2 separate regions of the Mus musculus genome follow, and region 1 is linked to region 2. A link is a loop called in an ENCODE intact Hi-C map of the cell type or tissue named here. Cell type or tissue: left cerebral cortex. All regions are shown on one strand.

Evidence for each region. A loop is a pair of places that touch in the nucleus more often than their neighbours do. Peaks named below come from ENCODE experiments on the same cell type or tissue, not always from the same donor. Only the 100,000 strongest peaks of a DNase experiment are listed, where the experiment ranks them.
Region 1: a loop joins it to region 2, with 9 times the contacts of the local background. A loop is called at or near these places in 30 of 42 quality-filtered maps.

The regions. Positions count from the first base shown.
Region 1 is chr11:5,289,451-5,291,950 of GRCm38, forward strand. Znrf3 (zinc and ring finger 3) reads right to left here. Exons shown (of 9, transcript NM_001080924.2): 3 at 213-287. Among named protein-coding and RNA genes, the nearest start is that of Kremen1, 29 kb to the left of the region's middle. In left cerebral cortex, a CTCF peak has its summit at 1,430 (motif pointing right); DNase peaks (open chromatin) are centred at 524, 952 and 1,438; H3K27ac peaks cover 258 bases.
Region 2 is chr11:5,472,866-5,475,365 of GRCm38, forward strand. No RefSeq gene overlaps it. Among named protein-coding and RNA genes, the nearest start is that of Gm11963, 12 kb to the right of the region's middle. In left cerebral cortex, a CTCF peak has its summit at 1,498 (motif pointing left); a DNase peak (open chromatin) is centred at 1,496.

The DNA.
Region 1 (2,500 bases), 180 kb before region 2:
CTCTGAAAATGTCCCTCATGCCTAACCCTCCACCCACAACTCCTTTCCATATGCCTCTCTCAGGTATCATACCTGATACTCAAACACAGACAGAGTACTTCAGCAGACAAGTACAAGGATCTTAGACAAGGGTGTCAAAACACTGCCACTCAAGATGGCCAAAGCAAATGCCTCTTCGGCAGATGGTAGGACTGGCTGTAGTGGTGGTTTACCTGGTCGATGGCTTCTGGATTTTCAGATACATCAAAGATAACTGCAGTAGCTCCCCGCTGAACTGCTCTCTTGGCCTGGTGGAGTGAAAAAGAGCAGGTTAGCAACTCTGTCCTCTGACTGCCAACACTGGCCTTATAAATCAGGCATGGCTTCAGAATGCACAACGGGACAACAAGCAATGTCTGTGCCCCTGAGCAAGTTGATCCTCTTCCCTAAGCTCTGGCATTCTCATCTGCAAAACAGGAGACAATGCCACCTACTTTGTCCTCTCTTCCTAAGAGCCTGAAGACTTAGAATGGGTGGGAATGAGTCACTGGCTCCTGCAGAAGCCTGTCTCTCCCCGACCCCCGATCTAGCTGGAACATTAAAAACAAGACTATAGATGGGCAGCCTGCCCAGCCAGCACAGCGGTATTGGTTTGGTATTTCTGCTATAAACATGCTGCCCCTGGCAACCAGAGTAAATGCTTTTGGTTTGTCTCTTGTGGTCCTTTCTTCCTTCCCATGCCATCCAGTTAAGATAGCATGTTGACTATTTCTGAATGAATCTCAAGATGGTCACTTTTAACTTGTGACACAAGATGAAGACCTCTGGAGTCTGGGGGGGGGGGAGTTATAATAAACAATAAGTGGGGATTTAGAGCAGTTGGCTGCCAAGCTAGGCTGCACATCAAAAACCACTTGGGAAGTTTGTAAAGCAGATTTCCTGGCTCCAACCACAGAGACTGGTTCAGTGGGGCTGGAGGCAGGCCCAGGAAGCTGAGTTCTGTAAGCTCTCAGGGACTCAGATAATCCTACCAGCTGGAAAACTAGAGGTCAGAGGAACAAGACAAGAAGGCTTAGAAACAAATGAGAAGTGATAGAATTTTTTTGTTGTTGGGGCAGGGAGGGAGAAAAGATTCCTTTCTACCTCAATGAACTTTCTAATTTTATCTCCAGCTAAGTGAACAACAGAGTTGAGGCTTCAGAAGAGACACGAGATTGATCCTTGCTTTTAGGACTTGAACTCTTGTAACAGAGACAGCCACTCTAAAAAAAATACAGGGAAAACAAAGCAAATTCCCAAAACAGCTAACGGATGGGCAATTTCAGCCAGTGCTCAGAAGTCACATCACCATGGGCCCAAGAGTATGAGAATAAATCCAAATGCTTTCCACAGAAATAACCTGTGCTGACAGGTGCACAAACCCAACGGGCAAATACTTTACTGGACCACTAGAGGGCAGTGTCACCCCGTTGCTTTTTAAGCCAATTCCCTGAACTTAGGACCAGCAAGTCAAAATTCGGTGATATTGGGGATAAAGTATTTTCCTTGGTAGTTTAAGAAACCCTGGAATCCTGGGTACGGTGCTATAGAATTTGTCCTTGCCCTATGGGCAGCTTCCTTAAAAACTAACTGAGGCTGAACAATCAGAAAGTTGCCTGAGGACCACCTCATTGTTTTACAGTCAGTGATCCCAAGTGACCAGTGAGGTTCAGTGTCTCTTTTTCTTCTAGATAGCGCGGGCTGTGTGTGTGTGGGGGGGTCAAGCCCAGGCTTTGTTTATGCCAAGCAAGTGCTCTATCACTGCATCGTACATAAGTCACTGAATCTCTGTAGTCCCAACCTCAGAACAGCCATGGCCCTGCAGAAGCCTAGGTGGCAAGTTTGTTCTCTTCCATTAAGCTCCCTAGGGCAGTAGCTCAGAGACTTTCTGAGCAGGTACTAGTGTTTCTGCCCCAGTGGTACCCTAGGCTTCTTCACAAATTCCATTCCTAGAGGACGAAATAAAGAGAGCCTCTGATGTTTTTAACCTTGCTTTCAGCCAGGGCTCCAGCATATCAGAGAGTCCCTGTGGGAGTGTGAGTTCAGGGATGTCCTGACTGGGAGTGCTTGTTCCTCCAGCTTTGATGCTGGTGCACCTGGAGAGGTTGGCAGTGACTGCAGCACCTGGGTAGGGAATGCCTTCCTGGAATGTGCCTCAGGGAAACTCACAGCCAGAGGGCCTCCTGGGCTTCCCAGCATTTCTTGTTCCATAGGAACATGGATGTTCATTCGTTCCAGAGGCACGGTCCATTCAGGACAGACACCACAGAGCTGGGGGTGAGCCCTGGGCCTCATCCATGCCAGGTATGTGCTCTACACTGGGCTCCACTTGCAGCCTTACAGAAGATGCTTTAAAGCATACTTGCTTTCTTTGGTGAGGCAGGCAGGTAGAGAATAAACTGCTTGAATTCCATCTACAGCACAATTCACTAATGCACGGACTCTAAGGGCAAATATTGTGGCTGAGGGATGCTTAATTTTC
Region 2 (2,500 bases):
GCTATTTTGGAATGTGATTATTTTGTGGTTCTAGTTAGCTGGGCTGAAGAATCAACTGATATTAACAAGATACCAGAACTAGTAAAGTGAAAACTTGGCATTACTGAGACTATTGATGCTGGTTATCTGGACCTAAGAAATTAACAGTGATTAAGAAGAGACCAGTATCATTGAGGTGAAATCTTCTGGGAAGGGTTCTCTGAGAGCACAGAGGCTGTGTTCCAGAGATAGCCAAGGTTTTACTTCGTGCTGCAGCAGGACTTGGTAATGTGTAAGAGTCACCCAGGTGGTACTGGTTTTGAAGGTATGAAGGGGTCACGCAGAGCAGCTGAGGCTCGGCATTGTGAGAGGTCATGGAAGAACATTGGTGAAGGTGCAGCCTCAGTTGCAATTGATGGCCCAGGACTGAAGGAGTCATGCAAAGGAGTTGAGGCTTGGCATCATGAAGAGAGCCTGTTACAGTTGAAGATAGCAGTGTTTTGGAGATGCCAGTACCACGAGATGACTACCAAGAACAGCAGCAGCAGTGGAGTACAGGCAGCTGGAGCCTAGAAGACAATATGTGTGCTACAAAGGGCATGGCTGGAGACGTGACCCAAGCCCTTGGAGGAACCCAGAAGATTGTGAGTTGGATCCCAGACATTGGACATTTGGAGTTTAATTTTTGCTTTTGATTGTGACTGTGCCCTGATATTTTTTCCCTCTGAAAGGAAGAAACTATTTTAGTGGATCCCACAGTTAAGAGACTTTTAATTGTAAAAAGACTTTGGATTTTAAAAGATATTGGATATTTTAAAGGGATTGAACTTTTAATATGCAAAGACTGTGGGACTTTAAAGTTATTTAAGATCTTGGGGATGAATAAGACATTAAGGGTTTAGGCTTACTAGTGATGTGTTTGTGTGTCAAGTTGACAAGGGGTCAATTGTACTGGCTAGTTTTGTGTCAACTTGACACAGGCTGGAGTTATCACAGAGAAAGGAGCTTCAGTTGGGGAAATGCCTCCATAAGATCCAGCTGTGGGGCATTTTCTCAATTAGTGATCAAGGGGGAAAGGCCCCTTGTGGGTGGTACCATTTCTGGGCTGGTAGCCTTGGGTTCTATAAGAAAGCAAGCTGAGCAAGCCTGCTTGAGTTCCAGTCCTGACTTCCTTGGTGATGAACAGCAATGTGGAAGTGTAAGCTGAATAAACCCTTTCCTCCCCAACTGCTTCTTGGTCATGATATTTGTGCAAGAATAGAAACCCGGACTAAGACACCACCTCTCCAGCCATATTTATAATCCATGTCATTCAAAAGCAACAGATCCAAGATTTCACAGGTGAGGCAGTGCTGTACTCTTTGATGGGCCGTTGTGTCTCCATCCTGGTAGGAAGCCTGACTTTATGAGCTGAAGTTTCAGAAGCAGCCAGGGAATCCAGAGAGTTATACTTGTTTTACATAAGCAGGAACGAGGTTACCAAATGTGTTCCAATGTGTTGGTTATACTGCCCCCCGGTGTTCGAATAAAGAACAGCATGTGATACCATTTTCCAGTGTCCAAATTGGCTTCTGAGCCAACTGTATGGCAGTGGAGAAGGGCTGGATTCCTAGGGAGAAGGGGAGCCACCAGAGCAGAGGCAGCATGGTAGGGAAGTTCTAACCTCTTATACTTTTAGTTCCGAGATGCTCGCCGCCGTGGAGAGAAAAGAGAAGAAACTACACTGCCCTCTGGCTTGGGAGAGGGAGGATTTCATGAGACTGTCTTGAGCTTTCTATGTGACTTCAAATTTAACACATGACCAAGGATGACTAAACTCCTGATTCTCCTGCCTCTGCCTCCCAAGTGCTGAGAGGATGGTACGTACCCCTGCACCCCACTTTCCTGAAGAGAAACAGCGAGTAGTTCAAGAACTCTAAAACACTCACCAAAGGCACATCGAGGCCTGAATACCCATGTCCTCTGAAATCCACCTTTGAGGCTCAAACCCCACAAAGTGGCTACATTTAGAGATGGGCTATAAAGAAGTAATTTAGATAATTAAGTCGTAAGAGGATGACCTGCTCTAATAGGATTCCATTCATTTAAAAAACAGACGCCAAGGGGCTGGCAAGATGGCTCAGTGGGTGAGAGCACTGACTGCTCTTTGGAAAGTCCTGAGTTCAAATTCCAGCAACCACATGGTGGCTCACAACCACCCATAATGAGATCTGACGCCTTCTTCTGGCGAATCTGAAGTCAGCTACAGTGTACTTATGTATAATAATTAATAAATCTTAAAAAAAAAACAGATGCCAAGCCAAGGAGTTGGCACACACTAATAATCCTAGCACCCAGGACCAGGAGGACCAAGGCTAACCTGATTTCCAGAGGGAGAATCTGGCCCATAAGACATGGGTTGCATTTACTGTTGAACTTAGCCTATGCCAAAGCAAGCAGAAGCGGAGACCCCTGGAAACTCGGGGTTGCTCCTCATTGTCCATCCTCACTGTGAGAGCAAGGAGGCCATGTGATCAAACCG